Linked DNA regions of Homo sapiens: region 1 is linked to region 2. A link is a loop called in an ENCODE intact Hi-C map of the cell type or tissue named here. Cell type or tissue: PC-3. All regions are shown on one strand. Each heading gives the region's core, and the rest is flanking DNA. Links, peaks and the distances in the headings are about the cores only.

Evidence for each region. Peaks named below come from ENCODE experiments on the same cell type or tissue, not always from the same donor. Only the 100,000 strongest peaks of a DNase experiment are listed, where the experiment ranks them.
Region 1: a loop joins it to region 2, with 4 times the contacts of the local background. A loop is called at or near these places in 2 of 110 quality-filtered maps.

What each region holds. Positions count from the first base shown.
Region 1 is chr2:226,242,408-226,252,105 of GRCh38, reverse strand. No RefSeq gene overlaps it. Among named protein-coding and RNA genes, the nearest start is that of MIR5702, 410 kb to the left of the region's middle. In PC-3, for the core only: a CTCF peak has its summit at 4,576; DNase peaks (open chromatin) are centred at 4,115 and 4,175; H3K4me3 peaks cover 1,332 bases; H3K27ac peaks cover 1,769 bases.
Region 2 is chr2:226,607,932-226,617,629 of GRCh38, reverse strand. No RefSeq gene overlaps it. Among named protein-coding and RNA genes, the nearest start is that of MIR5702, 46 kb to the left of the region's middle. In PC-3, for the core only: no CTCF peak of the experiment used is centred there; a DNase peak (open chromatin) is centred at 5,519; H3K4me3 peaks cover 422 bases; H3K27ac peaks cover 2,597 bases.

The DNA.
Region 1 (9,698 bases), core at 857-8,856, 370 kb after region 2:
AAACAAAACAAGATTATCCAAGTAAATGAAGTAATAAATTTCTACTGTCTTGGAATTTTTTCAGTAACTCAACAGATAATGTGGGTTGTATAGTAACAGATTTATAACTTGTATAAATATATTGCCCCAAGTTAAAGAAAACGAAAGCCTTTTTAAAATGTCAGAGCATGTCAAAATCATTGTTTCACTAAAGCTAAGGCCATGATCCAGAGGTTTAGATGAGGTCAAAACAGGAGTTGAGATCAAGCCAGCAAGCCTGTTCTTCATCAGACTCTGATTCTGCTCGGTTCTGTGTGCCACTCCAACCTCAGGTTGGCAACCCAATGGTTACAGTGGTGCCCACACTCATATCAGGACATATCTGGAGCCAGTGAGAAACAAGAGATTATTTCCAAATTTCTCAGAAGTGAGAATTATCTTCTTTCTCAGAAATCTCAAGCAAACACCTCCTGTCATTTCCTTTGGCAACTGGGTCATCTCCTTATTCCTGAACCAACTTTTGTAGGAAGAGGAATGCCCTTTGCCATTGACATAGACCTTCCCATCCCTATCCAATCACTATGGAAAGGGTGATAGGATTAGCCTGATTGTACACTAATCAGGCCAACCCTGCTGCATTGAAAGATTTTTCAAATCACATCACTATACAATGACAAGGGGACTGTTGGGAAGGCCAGCACATACCCTATATGTAGTTCTGCAATCCTTAATCCCATAGTGGACTTGTGTGCTTCCAGTTGTAAGTCTAAAGGAACCAAAATTTGAAGTTCTTACTCAAAAGTAAGGTAAAGGTGACTTGAGGGAGAAATACTTTGATCTAAAGGGCAGAGTTGATACCGATCCTGTGAGCAGGGAGGGGTCTCAAGTCCAGAAATGTGTGGGGATAAAGCAGTTATTCATTCATTCTTCCATGTATTAAGTGCTAAATATTTGGTAGACACTATCTCCCTGTGGGAGCTTACATTCCAGTAGAGGTGAGGATGTGTGAGGGACAAGAACAGAGTATAAAATGGGAGGCATGATGGCAAAGATAAGGAATAATAGCATGATGAATTAAGACAAAGGAAGATCTTCAATATCCCCTATCTCCAGAGAAAGAAGAGCAAAGTAAAGAGGGACAATTGCTTTATAAATGCTTGTACTCTCTGTTCCAGCATTAACACAACCTTAGTCTTCTGGGTGCCAACTTTAACATTGTTTTTCAAATCCTCGTCTTATTTAAACCATTATTTTCACTACTTTCCACAGAGTAACTCTTTGAAACTTAGTTTTATTTTATTTTCATCCTTGCAGTCCTCAAACAGAAGTTTAATACGCTTCTTATATTTTAATAGGTATTCATTAAATGTATAATCAAATTTTTAACAAGTAAAATAAAATCAACAAGTAAGCATTTCTGTGTGCCACTTAAAATAATATCCTAGCTTGGCGTAGAGGCTCACGCCTGTAATCCCAATAGTTTGGGAGGCCGAGGCTGGTGGATCACCTGAGGTCAGGAGTTCAAGATCAGCCTGGCCAACATGGCGAAACCCCGTCTCTACTAAAAATACACAAATTAGCCAGGAATGGTGGCTTGGGCACCTATAATCCCAGCTACTTGGGAGGCCGATGCCGGACAATCACTTGAACCCAGGAGTGGGGAGGTTGCGGTGAGCCGAGATCACACCATTGCACTCCAGCCTGGGCAACAAGAAACTCCGTCTTGAAAATAACAATAATGATAATAATAATAAATAATAATATCTTAGCAGTGGAACCTGTCTCATGCTTTGAGAAGCATTGTTTTATTCTGATAATCCTTTTGGTAGCCTCTAGGTTTTAATTTCAGCATACCCAATCCAGCTTCAGGGCTCTCTAAGCCTCTAGATTTGGATGTCTTTAGCAACTCTAAGAGAAGCATTTTTCTGGGGATTTCAACTTGTATTTTTAAATCTCCCAAAGCCTTTTTTACTTACCCTGTTGGTGTGTCCTGAGAAAGTTCCCCTTCTTTCTTTCTTTTCTTTCTTTCTTTCTTTCTTTCTTTCTTTCTTTCTTTCTTTCTTTCTTTCTTTCTTTCTTTCTTTCTTTTTCTTTCTTTCTTTCTTTCGTTCTTTCTTTCTTTCGTTCTTTCTTTCTTTCTCAAGATGGAGTTAAAAGTTGGGTGTACCCATCCTTCATTCTCTGCTGACAGCCCTGGTACCCCTGGCTTAGCAAATGCAGTGAATACATTCTCCATGGCAGTTTGGCAGATGCCTCAACCGTGACATTTGCCTTTTATAGATTAAGAAAAGAAGGTGTCCCCTTATGAGCTGCCTGTGCTAAATCCCCTGACACATTTATTTTCGATTTATTGCATATTAGATTTCAGGTTTTTAATTTGCATGTTTCTGGCAAAGTGTCAGAAGGTTGTGTCTTAGCACGTGTCTAGAGTTGTATGTACATAAAACACAGGCAAATTCAATAGGTAAAGCTCAAAGAAGGAAACAAAGGGCACGTCTAATTGTTTAACCCAAATCATTTCGCTTTTTCTGCTGGATGTGTCAGAATATAAAGTGGCATCATTTAAAAAATACTCTAGATTATTTCTGAGGTTGTCCATTGATATTTTTGTTTCTTTACACCTAAATTAAAAGCAATGTCTGACTTTTAACAGCACATTTTTTAACAAAAAATACATAACACATACAAAATAGAAGCTTGTTTTATAATTCAGATCAGTTTTCAGATTGTGTTATGATGAATACAACCAGAAAATTATGAATAAATTCCTTCTAACAGGGCCTTCATTAAAACTGCTCGTAAAGCAGGATCTTTCCTCTTTACTATTCAGTTCACAAACACTGTTTTTAGACAATAAAAACCATACAATATAATTATGTACTTTGTCTGAAATATTTTATTAATTAAATAATAGGTTTAGATGACTGAATTCTAGCAAACCTCTGCCACTTGTAACCCAACAATCTGTGTCAGGCATGCATAGCCCCTCAGAGGCTCAGGTTTCCTCAACTGGAAAAGGGCATAATAATAACTAAGTTAAAAGCTGGCTTGTGGACTTGTTAAGGGAATTGAATAAGAAAATGTATGTGGAACTGGTTGGTAAATTCTATAGCACTACAAAAAGTACATCCATATGGTAACATAAAAATTAACTAGCACATATTGTAATATAATAATAGACCATAATACCGTATAATCTCATAAACTTAGAGAGTAGCCAGGACTTATAAACATGCTTGTGATTTCAAATACTATCTCCATATATGTCTAAAAATATATTGGCATGTAGTTGTCCAACAGGTTTGTTCTTCAAGAATATTTCTGGATCATTTGTAATTAACATGGATTTTAATTACTATAGTTGCTTGAGTATACTTATAGTTTCAATTTTTAATTTTGTATTTTGAAATGGCTTTTGCCAGAGTAGCCTTGTTCAATTGGGCTATATAAACATGTAATTATTTATACCAACTCACGTTAGGTTCATAGTTTAAAGACTGCCAATTTTCCACTGTTGTAATTATAGCCATAACAGATCTTAAGTTGTTTGAACTAAACAGTTCACTGTCTTTTAAAATTTGCCTTGTAAGTTATATGTTCATTACATTTTTAAAGGTAAAATTACTATACACACACATCCGTACACACACATATAAATTGTGTATGAGACATGCAATTCTTAAAAAGTTGGTAATTCTGACATTTAATATATGTTTCAGAAACAGTAAATACAACTTTAATTTCAAAATGTTCTTCAGATTTTAAAATAACTTTAATTTCCTTGGATATGAGTACTCTGTAATTAAGTAATCCCTGTTATACAGAAAAAAAGTGTTAGATGTAAATACATAATTCTGCCACCGCAGCTAACAGAAATGTTATCATTAAGTGTTTTCTACATTCTTGAAGAAGTGAGTAAATATTTCGAAGTCTGTCTTTTTTCTTTTTTAATGAAAGAAGCATTAGTCATATTGAATATCCAGTTCTAGCCAGGAAACAGGAAAACACAGAAGACATATTATCAAATACTTCTTGAGGGCAAACTTCTGTTTGTCAACCTTGGCTGCTATGAATGACATTATTAACTAGGGTTCACTATCATAATGCATTTCTTGTAGTTCTCACAGCTCTTAATTCTCTGAGTTGAAATAAATGCTCTTTGCAATAGTATGATTCCCAAGTTGGCCTCTGGTTTTGTAAGTAATTTTTTAATAGATATTTTTCACTTATTCATTCTGTTTGCTTATAGGGCACAGCTAATTTACGATTGTTCTGATCTAGTTCTGAACCTGGTATGTTGCCTACTACTGAATCATCAAACATAATTCACATATCTATGTCTAGGTAAACACAGCACCCACTGTATTTAGAGTAATGTTTTCACCAGAAGTTCCTGCAAAACTTTATATATAGCAATATGGGATGTTGGCATAAACAGACTTTTCAGGATAGATCAAAGAAGTTTGTGTGTGAGCAAGGAAAGGTTGACATGAAGCATCTCATAGCCAAATACATATGCTAGATTCACTTTCAACCCAAGCCACCTTCAGAATGTGCCAGATTTGGATAAAATTGCCTTTTTTTCCTCTCCAGAGCTTGGCTTCACTTATTCATCTCAAATTTTTCTCAGAACAACTCAACTAAAAACCCCCTAAACAAAATTTATGAGACTCCATAATCACCCTGTGGACAAACCTAATATAGCAGTTTTTCTGAAAACTACTAACCAAAAGGTGAGGAAATGTACCAGAAAAACACTTGTCCATCTGTATGTTTTCCAACATCTCCTAAATGACTTATCTTGATTGTGTATGCTGAATCTTTTGGGAGTACACATAAAAAAATTGACATATATGTAAATGATTTGCAGGCAGAGATGATATTTGTATTTAAATTTGAGCTAATTGTATTCTATCATTTTATTGCCTTACACTCATAAAAGATTACATTTAATTTCTTAAATTCAGATGATTTCAGACTTTGTTCCTGTAAGTAATATTATTTTATTTGAATTGCAAATAGTCACATAATCTCATTTTTAAATTTCAAGCCTGGGGACCCAAAGATTCTCTGAAAATCCAAACAGACATTTAATATGAAGAATGTTTACAGACTTACTAAATCAAATGTTTTTTGGTTACTAAATTTTTTGACAGTGCAAAAAGTTTTTAAGAAAAGAAACTAATTTTTGTGTGTGGCTTTCTTTACACAGCAATGGTGTGTGAAATCAATTGTTAAAGCTCCTTAGTTTCTACATTATAGATTCTGCAGAATGCAGCAAGGTATTTTTAAAGTCAACATCTGTACTTCTTATAGCAAAAGTAAAAGAGACCAGTTTTATCCACCAGTATTAAGCACATTTTTAGTTGTTTAGGAAAAAACTTAAATATATATATATATATATATAATGTAAGTATTCAGATATTGGAATACAGGCAATGAAGTTCTGTAACATTAGAGAAAGATAAAGTAAGCAAGCTAGGTCCTGCAACTGCCCCAGTACTGCCTTGAGATTTTCCAGGGAGGGGAGTGCAAGAAAAACCTATTGGTTACCTGCATTTTGGAGACAGCATCGAAAGGTAGGAGAGGACAAGGAGCTAGAGTTCCCATGACAGAGTAATGGTGAACAGAAAGTTGCATGAAGGGAAAATGAGCTACAAAGACCTGCCAAGGATTCCCCCCTCTGTCTTCAGCTGAATGAAATTGGTGCATGCATTTGCGGTAGCCAGCAAGGCCAGGGAAAGGACTACCTGTAAAGAGCAGGTGGAACAATCTTAGGCTCACAACAAGCCTTTAAAAGTTGATATTCTCAATAATCAGAATAGAAACCCCTTGTAAAACATGCAGCATTGAGTAGAATGTTAGAAAATGGTATTGCCTTAGCAGTGAGGAAAAATGAGGCCTGAACTAAAGACTTTTCTGGTCCCACTTGTAAAGCTTAGAGGCAGGTTTCAAAAATAGGAAATTATTTACAAATGACTTGAGAAGCCTAGAAAAAAAATCTTAAGAATGTTAAAAAAATACAAGACTCTTTGAAGAAATAATTAAAATTTCCCCCAAATTTGATTAGGAGTAGAAATACATTTATCCAAGAAATTCAATAAACAAAGCACAGGAAAATTAAGACAACTGCAAGGCATGCCATAATCAAATAGCCTACTAAGGATAATAGAGAGAAAATTATTAAAAGTAGCTAGAGAAAAAAGACACACTATATATAGTAAAACAAAGATCAGGATGACAAACAATTTCTCTTAGGAAGAAATACAAACCAGAATACAGTGGAAAAATATTTTTAAAGTTTTAAAAGGAGGTATTATTGTCCACCTAGAATTTTATATATAATATAAAGCCTTTAAAAAAACTAAGACAAAATAAAACATATTTCTAGAATACAAAAAAATGAAAAACATTAATTACCAGTAGGCCTGCACGATAGGAATGTAAAAGGAAGTCTTTCACAGAAGGAAAATTATATTGGGTAGATATATGGATCTAACAAAAAAGAAAAGAGCACAGAATTAGTAAGCATGCGGGTAAATATAAAATTGTTTTTTTATTTTGAAATTCAAAACTAATGATTTCAGTAAAAATGATATTATATTGTAAAGTTCATAACAAATACAGAATTAAAATGTATGATAATATCAAAAACTCTGGGATAGGTGAAATGGAAATATTCAGTTGTATATAAAGTGATGTAATATAATTTGAAGGTAGACCATAATAAATTAAATGTGTATATACTAGAAACCCTAAAAGTGAGCACTAAACACACACACACACACACACACACACACAGACACACACACACACAAAGGTTCGGATTAATAATCCATCATAGAGATAAAATTATAAAAGATACTAAATCCTAAAGAATGTAGAAAAAGAGGAAAAAAGGAAACAGAACAGATGGAACAAAAAAGAAACAAAAAAAATAGGATTGTAGATTTAAACAAAACCATGTCAATAATCACATTATATGTAAATGGCCTAAACATCCCTTTTAAAATACATAGATTGTCAATTTGTCATATGGATTAAAAAACAAGACTCAACTACTTGCTGCCTATAAGAAACTGACTTTACATTAATGCCACATGTAAGTTAAAAGTAACACTAATGAAAAGAAAGTTGGAATGCCAACATAATAGTATATAATGTAGATTTCAGGGCAGAGTTTAATAGAGATAAGTAAAGTCATTTCTTCAAAATAAAGTCAGTTAATCGTGAGGACATACCAATCATGAATGTTTATGTACCTAATAACAAGCTTCTAAACACATAAAGCAAAAACTGTCAGAACTGAAATAATAAATAAAGCAATTCACAAATATAGCCAAAGATAACACCAGTCTCTCAATAATCCCTAGAAAATGAACACCAAAAAATGTATTGGCAAACATATGGAAGACTTCAACAATGTCCTCATCTATTTCATCTAATTGACATTTAGAGACTATTACTCCTACCCAATACAGCATTGTACACATTTTTTTCAATTACATATAGAACATTTTTCGAGACAGACCATATTCTAGGCTACAAAGTAAGTTTTAGTATAATTATTTATTTATTTATTTATTTAGAGATGGAATCTCGCTCTGTTGCCCAGACTGGAGTGCAGTGGCACAATCTCGGCTCACTGCAACCTCTGCCTCCTGGGTTCAAGCAATTCTCCTGCCTCAGCCTCTTGAGTAGCTGGGACTACAGGCACGCACCACCACGCCCACCTAATTTTTTGTATTTTTAGTAGAGATGAGGTTTCACCATGTTAGCCAGGATAGTCTCGATCTCCTGACCTCATGATCTTCCCGCTTCAACCTCTCAAAGTACTGGGATTACAGGCATGAGCCACTGCGCCAGGCCAAGTTTTAGTAAATTTAAAAGTATAGTAGTCCCTCCTTCTTCATGGAGGATATGTTCCAAGACTCCCAGTGGGTGCCTAACACTGAAGATAGTACTAAACCCTGTATGCACTATGTTCTTCCTATGTACATATACCTAAAATAAAGTTTAATTTATAAATTGAGCACAGTAAGAGATTAACAAAAATTATAATAAAAAAGAACAATTATATCAATAGACTGTAATAAAAGTTATGTGAATGTAGTCTCTCTCTTTGCTGTCAAAGTTCTGTAATATTTTCAGACCATGGTTGACTATGGGTAAATAAAACTGCAGAAAGAGAAACTGCAGATAAAAAGGGACAACTGTATTCAAGTAATACAAAATAAATTTTATGATGATTATAAAATTAGCAATCAATAGCAGAAAGTTCTCTTTAAAAATTCTCCAAAGTCTGAGAATTAAGAAACCTACAGCAAAGTTAAAGAAGAACTAAAACAGGAGATTAGAATATTTTGAGCTGAATGAAAAATGAAAACAATATAAAAGCAATTCTGTTATGCAGCCAAAGCATTGCTTAGAGGGAAATTTATAACCTAAAAATCCTGAAAACCTGTAACATCTTTAAAAACTAGAAAATTAAGAGAAGATTGAACCTAAAGTAAGTGTAACAAAGGAAATAATAAACACAAGAGCAGAAACTACTAAAATATGAAATAGAATAACAATAGAGAAAATCAATAACACCAAATGCTGATACTCTTATAAATCTTTTGTCAGACTAACCAGGAAAACAAAGTAAGACACAAATTGTCAATATCAAGAATAACAGAGGAAAGACCTCTGTAGAACTTACACATATTATAACAGGAAAATAAGGAAATATTACAAACAAATTTATGTCAATTTCTACAGTTTAGGTGAAATAGACAAATTCTTTGAAAAACTGAAACTACTAAAGCTCTGCAAGAAGATGTAGATATACATATATGTATAAACATGATATATATAGACATAGATATGTATAGATTCATGAACATTCTGTATCTATTAAAGAAACTGAATCTGTGGTTCAAAACCTTCCCACAAAGAAAACTTCAGGTGCATGTAACTTTACTGGTGATTTTTTTCAAACATTTAAGAAGAAAAAATACCAATTTTACACAAACTTCACCAAAAAGCTAAAAAAGAAGGAATACTTTCCAACTTATTTTATGAGGCCAGCATTGGCCTAATAGCACAACCAGATAAAGGCATTAAAAGAAGCCTACAGCAACTCAAGATTTAGCCAATCAAGAAATAGTGCTGAAACAATTGGATATCTAAATGCAAATCAAAACCCCAAACCAAAAGTATTTTTTGAAATTTTTAAACATTATGTTTTTTACCATATAAAATATTAACTCCAAATGGATATTCCTAAATATAAAGCCAAAAATTATAAAGCTTCTGCAAGAAAACACATGAGAATAATCTTTCTCATCTTAAATTAGGCAAAGATTTCTTAGATTTAGGACCAAAAGCATGGTTCATAAAGGATACATTGATAAACTGAACTTTATTAAATTATGAACAGTCTTCTGTTTTCTGGAAGACATTGTTAAGAAAACATGGACACGGCCGGGCACAGTGGCTCATCCTTGTAATCTCAGCACTTTGGGAGGCCAAGGCAGGCAGATCACCTGCGGTCAGGAGTTCAAGGCCAGCCTGGCCAACATGGTGAAACTCTGTCTCTGTGAAAAATACAAAAATTAGCCAGGCTTGATGGCAGATGTCTCTAATCCCAGCTACTCGGGAGGCTGAGGCAGGAGAATCACTTGAAACCTGGTGGTGGAGATTGCAGTGAGCCGAGATCTCGTCACTGTACTCCA
Region 2 (9,698 bases), core at 529-8,528:
ATAGGAAGCATTTAGCCCAAGGTTATACAGTTGGTAAGTCCTAGACCTGAATCTGAGCCTGGGCATTCTTGCTCCAAAGTCTATGTGCCTAATACATTTGGGTATAACATGCACAGATCTAAGCATGAAGAGACTGTGCGTGAGAGAAAACCACATAAACTTCAATTTAGAAGGCTCTGCTACAGGTCACATAATTAATTTGAGTCTCAATATCCTCATTACAAATTAGGGATGACATGCTTGCTCACAAAGCCTGTGTTCAAAGAAAGCTTTCATGAGAAAACACTTAAGTCTAGGCCTGGTACAGAATGTGTGTGCAATAATGTTTTCTTCTTTCCTCTTATGTTTGTCTACACAAGTACCCGATGCATCAAATTCAATCTTCAGGTATATTGCTGCACGGCCTAGACAATATTATTAACATCTGCTGTTAGGTGTTAATTTATTGTGGCACATATATACCATGGAATACTATACAGCCATAAAAGAATGAGTTCATGTCCTTTGCAGGAACATGGATGAAGCTGGAAACCTTCATTCTCAGGAAACTAACAAAAGAACAGAAAACCAAACATCGCATGTTCTCATTCATAAGTGTGAGTTGAACAATGAGAACACATGGACACAGGGAGAGGAACACCACACCGGGGACTGTTGTGGGGTGGGGACTAAGGGGAAGTAGAGCATTAGGACAAATACCTAATGCATGCACAGCTTAAAACCTAGATGGCGGGTTGACAGGTGCCGCAAACCACCATTGCACATGTATACCTATGTAACAAACCTGCACGTTCTGCACATGTATCCCAGAACTTAAAGTAAAATACAATAAAATTTTAAAAAGAAAAAAAAATTAAGTGCAGCATACAGAATAATGCCCCCTCCAAAGATATTCACGCCCTAACCCCTAGAACCTGTCATATTTTAGCTTCATGTGGCAAAGGGACTTTGCAGATTACTTTAAAATAGGGATATTATTCTGGAATATTCAATATAATCACATGGACCCTTAAAGGGAAGGGAGAAGAGTCAGAGAGAAATACAGCAGAAGAAGAGGCAAGGGAGAGTCAAGGCATGAGAGGGGGCCTCAGTGCATCGATGCTGGCTTTCAAGATGAAGGAGGCCATGAGCCAGATGGCCTCTTTTGCATTAGTCCTCAGTTTACATCCAGAAAACAAACAGGGACCTCGGTCTTACAGTCACAAGGAACTGAATTTGATCAACAACCTGAGTGAACTTGAAAATGGGTCCTTCCCCAAAGTTTCCCAAAAGGAACACAGTCCTGCTGACACCTTGACTTCAGCCTATAAGACTCTAAGCTGAGGGCTCTCCCTGAGCCACAATATATTATACCTGGACCTTGGATTTACAGAATTTGTGAGATAGTAAATGTTTTAAGCTGCCAAATTTGTGGTAATTTGTTACTGTGACAATAGAAAGTGAATGCAGGTACCTACTTTGTCCCAGGAACTCTGCCAGTTACTGGGAATACAGCTGGGACCTAGACAGACTGATATCCTGATATCTGGGACACAAGCTCACTCGAATGCAGTGTTCGGCAGAGGCCAGTTCTTTCCTGATCCTGCTGGAAGATAGTTCCTAAAGTAATTTTCTTGCCAGTGTGTGCCTCAGTCCCCACAGCTGTAAGACAGTAGTAATTGCACAGAGCTTTTCTCTGGAATTGAGGTGTAAAGACTTGTGAGCTATTGTCCATTTAGTCCTTGGATGACCTGTGAAAACTTAACTGCCTCCTGATGCTGAAATGCATCTCCCACAAAATGTGGTTGTGCCCCTCTGCTCATAGATGTGGTCTGCAAAGATGCTGCCTCCAGCTCAGGCGGGAGCACTTATTTAATTGAATAAATTAGTTGTCCAAATTAGTTTTTGAAAAAAATCCCCATGTGTATCTTTTCTTAGTGTGGTCCCTTTTGTAACTCTTTAGACAATGGTAATTATCAGATGAAAAAAAGAATTAAAGTGGAAAAGACAACAAAAGGGTTCTCATTGTACTGATTGCAGACAAATTTGAGATCATCAGACAATTAGTTGCAACAAACCCAGGTCACATACAAACAAATGCAATTATGTAAAAATACAAAATACTTCCCTCAGCAAACAACCTTAAGAACTGAACAAATATTTAGATTTGCCAGCATCTGTTGAAAATCTGTATAAATCATCTCCAATAAACTGAACAATGCTTAAGAAACACTTGTGTTAAATAACCTGAAAAGAAATAATTTGTATTTACCGAAGAATTACATAAAACAAAGCCTCACTTGCCTCGATATAATCTTATATGGAGAATTTACCTCCTGGGATAGGCTTTTTCTAATCATCTTGTCTAATTTATTATACTTGTAAGTCTGTCATCATATGATTTATTTTCTTTAGAATACTGAACACTGTCTGACATTTATCTTATTTAAGTATTTTGCTCATTGTCTCTTTACCTTCTAGAACATGAACTCTTTGAGGGCAAGGCCTTGCCTATCAGTGAGATGCTGTTTATGTTCCATCTGGCACCTACCGGAATTTTCCTCTAGAAAATCCTCAACCTTCTTCTGACCATTTATTTCCAGGGAAGCAGATGCCACCCTGAACTTCAGTCTTTTCTATCCATATATCTATTTTTAAATTTTAAAATATTTAATTGACAAGTAAAGATTGTATATATCCAAGTAGTGCAATATGATGGTTTGATAAATGTACACATTGTGTATAATGATTGCCACAGTCAAAATAAGTAGCATATCCATAATCACCCATGCTGTATATTATATTAGCTCTCCAGAACTTATTCATCTTATAGCTGAAAGTGTGTAACCTTGGATCAACATCTCCCCATTTCTCTCACCTCTCATCCTCTGTCCTACTCTCTGTTTCTATGAGTTTGACTTTTTTAGATTCTGCATACAAATGAGATGATAGAATATTTGTCTATTTCTAGCTTATTGCACTTAACATAATGTCCTCTAAGTTCATCTATGTTGCTGCAAATGGCAGAATTTCCTTCTTTTTTATGGCTGAAGAATATTTCATTGTATATATGAACCACAATTTATTCATTCATTCATTCATTCATTCATCAATAGGCACTTAGTTTCCATGTTGTGGTTATTATGAATAAGGTCTTAATGAGAGTGCAAATGGGTATAAAATATCTCTTTAAGCTACTGATTTCTTTTCCTTCAAGTATCTACCCATTGTATGGTAGTTCTATTTTTAGTTTTTTGAGGAAACTCCATACTGTTTTCCATAATGGCTGCACCAGTTGCCTTCCCACCAAAAGTGTACAAGAGTTCCTTCTTCTCCACATCCTTGCCAACAATTATTAATTCTTGTTTTTTTTTTAAAAAAAAATAGCCACCAGACTTCAGCCTTGAAAGCATGTGCATACATGGCCCACAGTAGTCAGCACATTCCATCCCACTGGCTAGGAGGATGGATTTGTTACGGGCACGGTAACCAAAGTCATACCTATCAGGATGAATACGATTCAATTTTGGGACTTTTGTTTGAGCTTTTCCACTGGGTCTTAAGCCTCAGAGGAGGTGGGGCTAAATCTTCTGTTGCCATTTTACCTTTACTTTGGCTTTATCAAAATGGTTGAAAGGCTAAGCCCAGAGATAGAAGAAAAGGTAATAAGATTTGGCCTACAGCCCCCAATCCTGCCATGTTCATTTCGGCACTAACCATGGGATTTTTACTTATGGGGCAAATATATATTTTTCTCCAAACAAAGAGCTCCGATTGAATTCTAATTGATAATCAGAGAAATCAGAGAAGCATAAAGTACTATGGAATAATTGCTCTACTAATCTGAGCACAAAATTTCTATAACTTAATTTAAAAATTGTGTGTGTGTGTGTGTGTGTGTGTGTGTGTGTGGTGCGATGTCTACCAGCTGCCCACCATCCTTTGTCTTAGGGTCTAATTCATTTAGAAAACTCAAGACAGGTGAAATGAAATAGTATATTAGCTATTCCCTAAAACAGCAAGTAAAATCTTTGACTTGTGGCTTTGAAAACTGTATATCATTTCTATTGTACCCAAGTTGGCAGCTCTAAACCCATTGGGTAAGAACTTTCTACTTTTCTTATTGAATACCATCAGCCTTAATGCAGATTATTAGTAAGGCAGATTATTTTGAGTTCTTGTGATATCTCAAATTATGAAATTTGAAACTGTGATATTTCAGATTATGTTCCTATATGTTTGGGCTACTGTTGGATATCCAATGAATGCAGTTTATTTAAAAATCCCAATAAAACTGAACCAAAAAGCTCAAAACATAGTTACTTTACAAATGTTCTCTTAAGGATGACTGATTGATTGATGTGTTGACACGAGAGGGTCAAGACAGCTGCACTGCTGGGTATACCAGTGGGCATGAGGGGCATGTGGACCAGTGAGTTATTTTTTGTTTCAAAATTTTAATGTGAAGGAAAAGGAGGAGGAACAGCAGTATATCTAGAGAATTGTCTAGAAGTAAAAAGCAGACTTGAAAGAAGAAGAGTTTAAAAGTACCAGGACAAAAGTCAAGAATTTATCATCAGTCTTGCTCCTGAATATCCACTGGGAACATACTGCTATTTTATTAGTGAAAACTTTTTTTTGGTCTGGTCATAGATAGGAGCAAGAGAAATCATTTGAAAGTCCAGGCCTTAGCAACTGTGACAAATTTACAAAGAGAAAAAAGGCAAAAAGATATTATAAGGACAGACATTTAGAATATACATCCAATGGATTCAATCGAAACTGAGTGCTTTCATCCTGAAGGCAGTCACAGCAAACACAATTGGAAAGCATCACAAATACCTTCAGCAAATGTCTAAAAATAAATCCAAGATTTTAGACTTTAGATCCATGTAGATCAAGAAGATCCAGTCTGAATGTGGTGGTGCACGCCTGTAATCCTAGCACTTTGGGAGGCCGAGGTGGGTGTATTGCTTGAGGCTAGGAGTTTGAGACCAGCCTGGCCAACATGGCAAAACCCCATCTCTACTAAAAATACAAAAATTAGCTGGACGCGGTGGTGCATGCCTGTAATCCCAGCTACTCGGGAGGCTGAGGCATGAGAATCGCTTTAATCCGGGAGCAGAGGTGGCAGTGAGCCGAGTTCATGCTACTGCACTCCAGTTGGGCAACAGAGTGACAATCTGTCTGTCTCAAAAAAAGGAAAAAAAAAAAAAAAAAGAAGATCCCAGAGACAAGGACAGACTGAGTTTCAGAGGAGGACTGGCCAAACACCCAGCAAGCGTTGGAGACCTGGGCCCAGGAAGACCTGTGTTTCTTTTCCCTTCTAAGGAAAAGAACTTCAGTGAAGAAAAAAAAAAAAGTCATGAATCCAGTTAATCCAAAATTAAAGTATCAAGAGTGACTCAACACTGAGCCAGTAAATAACCAACCTAGAATTTTTCCAATTGCATACATATAACAGGAGTTAAATGACTCACGTCTCAAAAGAGGAAAGCATAAAGCGGGGGTCACTGTGGAAATGATTCCTCTACCTGTCAGACCCTAGGCTTGGTCAACGGAAGGTAGACAGCTCAAGAATATCCACTGTGAAGAAACTGCCAACACAAACAGTCTGACAAAGTCTGGCAATGAGCAATAAGAGGGAATTTGGATAGGTGGGTGGAGTAATTGGGAGTTGGCAATAGGCAAATAGCAGAGGTACAGAGAAGCAGAGGGTCTCAGATGGATAGGATTCAGGACTCCAGAACTGAGAGCTCTGGCTCAAACAAAGCAAGAACACTTTGTCTAAAAAATCCTGGAGTAATTCGGAGTAAGATACTAAGAATAAAAGTCAAATATGAGACAATTGGATAAATATGTGATGGCTAGATCTCAGGCACAAGGCAACATGTTTGTCTGGCCAGGCAGGGATCTTTTGAGCCTTGATTTTGTGCTCTTTTGAACCTAGGGTGAAGTTCAGTCTGCTGTGAGAAGCTGTGAAATCCCACATCTGAAGATCAGATGGACATGCGGGCAGGGAAGACAGTGAAGCTCATCCCTATCTTTATTCCTCAAAATTCTGTCCTTGGTCTTTCTCTCCTAACTCTCCCTGGTTTCAGCTTCCTCATGGCCTCAGTATATACTGAGACGTTTTCCAGCTCTCTTTCTATATGTATATAAAACTACCTATTAAAACCTGTCCTCAGAAGTTCCTGGGATGTGGGCTGTTTGCGGCAGCCACAGCACAGGATGTAATTATGTGACCTCAGGTCATCTAGGAAGCTATCTTCAGGACTATCTTGTAGGAGATTAATGATTCATGTGATCTTATCATTCATCCATTCAAAGCACATTTACTTAATGGAACCAATGAAATCTCTACTTTCATGGAATTCACAGTCTATAACTACAGTTCTTAGTCCTAAATCCCAGAGACATTTCAGATTCAGTGTGTTCTGAAGTCACATCATATCAATGAGAAAACACAATTTGTTGTGTAGTATGGTGTGTCTGACATATTGCAGGTTTCAATGGCTTTTCATTAAACAAAAAACTTGTTGATTTCAGGAAATAGCTTAGTAAATAACAGTTTCCATGATCTAGTCACCTGACTTGATTGAATTAAACTGCTCTATTCTAACACCTTCTAAACAGTCCACAAATTGGTAATGTACAAGTAAAAAAAAACTTTAAGTGCACAATTTTACATTTATTACAGCTCTATGTTCCTTATGTAGAATGTAAATAACTAAAAATAATAAAATTTTACTACCCAGAGATAATCACTTCTAATCACTTATAATTATCTGGCATATAGGTTTCCAGATTCTCATACATATATGCTGACGCTCAGTAACTGTTTCATGTTTTGCTTTTTATATATTATATCATAAATTACCTTTTCATATTAGATATGTTTCTATAGTATAATTTTGCTGGCTACCTACAATCCCATCTTACAGATGTGCTGTAATTTATAATCTCATATTGCTTGAATATAGCTTGTCACTAGTATTTTCACTGTTACAAATAATGCTATGGTAAACATCTTATAATTATATCTTTGTGACTACTTATGACTATTTCCTCCAGGACAAATTCTTAGGAGAACATATAGGTTAAAGGATATGCAAAAATTTCAACATTTTTGCTTTTTATGTTGTCAAATTTAACTCCAGCACAATTTTTCCCCAAAATTACAATCAGGAATCAATTCCTTATGATGTCATGAACCTGACGATACGAGTTCTTCTGATAAATGATGCAACTAGTTATTAAATCTTCTATTTCCCTTCCATTGCATGAACCCTGCCTTTAACAAATAAAGTACACAATTTCATATTCAGATCTAACACCTGAAATTCTAGTGGTTAGGTCCTATTAGTTCATTTGTAATCGCATATTAGATGAAACTATTGCTGAAAATTTATTTAAATGTATCAAGTGGCCTGAGTTCTGATGTTAGGTTAATCTCATGTTGGTTGGACCTTTGGATTGTAGTGGAACATGGAGGACTTTTGAGCTCCAAGGAGCTTTAAGAAGTGCATGTTTTCATAGTAGTTCTGGTACAAGAAGCTTTGTTTTCTTAGGCATCTGGAGAGACAGCAGATGACATGGGTGGCTACTCCCTCTCCTTCTATTGTTTTTCTTGAACGCTGTTGAAGCCAGAATTTTGTGAAACTTCAGAATGTGGGTTATGGGACCTCTTTTCTTGCTTTTAATTTTAAATTCCTTTTGACACATCTTTAAACTGTCTTCCTAACTTCTCAAAGATGACTATGTTCAAAGATCTTTGATTTCTTCCAGTATTCTCTCAGAAATGTCAGAAGTATTCTATCCTGGAAAGAGCACACTGTCTGGTGGGGAAGGGTGGTAGATTAAAGATGTTTATTAATACTTGGCTGCTCCTCCTTCAAGAGGTACATTCCTACTACCTTGTCCCAGTCTTGGATGGCTTTGTGACCTGCTTTGTTCAATAAAAGTGAAGGTGGTGGTGCTATCCAAGTTCTAGGCTTAGCCCTTAAGAAGCCTGGCAACTCCCACTTTTTTTCTCTTGTGCAGCTGCTGTGCTGTAAGAAGCCCAAGCCCAACCACTGAGTGATTAACCAGCATGTGGAGAGAGGCCTTAGACGATGAGATGTCATCACTGATGTTTTGCTCTCAGCATCTGAATGCAGCTGCATGAGTGACCTCAACTACTACAACACTTAGCAGAAGAATGGCCCTGCTGAACCTGGTTGGCCCATAAATACATGAAAACTTTTTAAAAATGCTATTGTTTTAAGCTAGTAAGTTTTGAGATGGTTTGTTACACAGTAATACATAACTAAAACAAAGATAGACAAATAAATGTAGGAGTTCAATTCACTGGCTATAAAATAGATAAGTGAGAGATCATAGGTGGCTGTCTACTCTTATATGGAGGAATCAGAAAAGGCTTCCATGGAGAGATGATATTCTACTTGAACTTTGAGAGATGAAAATGTTTCTGGACAGATGAGGGAGAGTCTCTTCGATGGAATGAATATTCCAGAGGATGACTTGGAGGCCAGGAATAATATGACATTCTCAAGTGAACTGATAACCTAATATTGACAACGGTTTTAATTTGATGGCTTAGAGAGAAACTGTGTAAAATCAGTAGGAATAATAACAGGAATACCATACTTGTCTTTCTTTTGTATCATTTTATCAGGAGAGAAGACCTTGTAATTGACACATTTCACCTATTTACGTTCTACAGTGCCAACATTTTCTCAAGGACTAATGAGACAAAAGGAACTGCGTTTGTTGAAAGGCAGCGTCTGATCCTCATTTACTATTCTAACTAAATGATTAATTCATTCCAGAAACAAAAACAAAGACACAGTCATATTATAAACATGAATTCCTCAAGAAACCCGTCTATGGACCACCTAGGAGGCACTTGGGGACCACCGGTCAGGATTGGTTTGAGCAAGATTATGAAATGGTTGGAGTTTATCTTGGTGTTCCCAGGCTCTCATTTTTGTGTCTTTCAATCTGCTTCATGTCTCAGTAGCACTAGGCTCTCCACTTTTCTGTGAAAATCTGCTTCTCAGAAAAGATCAGATGCACGTGTTCTTACTTAGAAGTATGATCCCCAGAAGTGGGCTATTGTTTCCAAGAAGGATATCCATTTTACTTCTGAGAAGACAAGGTTTTAAGCTACAGGAATGATTCTGCGATGGCGTTTTTTTTTTTTGTTTGTTTGTTTGTTTGTTTGTTTGTTTTTAAGTAATTTAGTGTGAAAGAATTTGCAGACAGGGAAGGGGAGAAAACATGTTGCCTTCTCACTTCCCCTCTAATCACGTCCTGAATTAAGAGACTGCTTATCTTTTAGAGTGAATCCATTGGACGAGTCATTAAAGGAAGTTTGCCATGTTTAAGCCACACAGCCAAGTGTTGTGGGGGATACAATAGTTATAATAAAACTAATCCCCACCCTCAAACATCTCGCTGTCTAGTAGAAGAGAGAAGAAACAACAACTGATAACAATAAACTAAGGCAGAATAAATCATAGATAAAACATATACAAAATACTATATGAGAGCCCCTCAAAAGAAAATGATTATTTCTAGATGATGAAAGTTGTGAAAGTGGACTAGTGGTCAGAGGTGGGTGGGAATAGGGAAGGGCAGGAGGAAATGTGTGGCCAGTACTTTCAACCCTACCTATGATGCATTGGAAAATGGAGGCCCATAAAGGTAAGTAACTT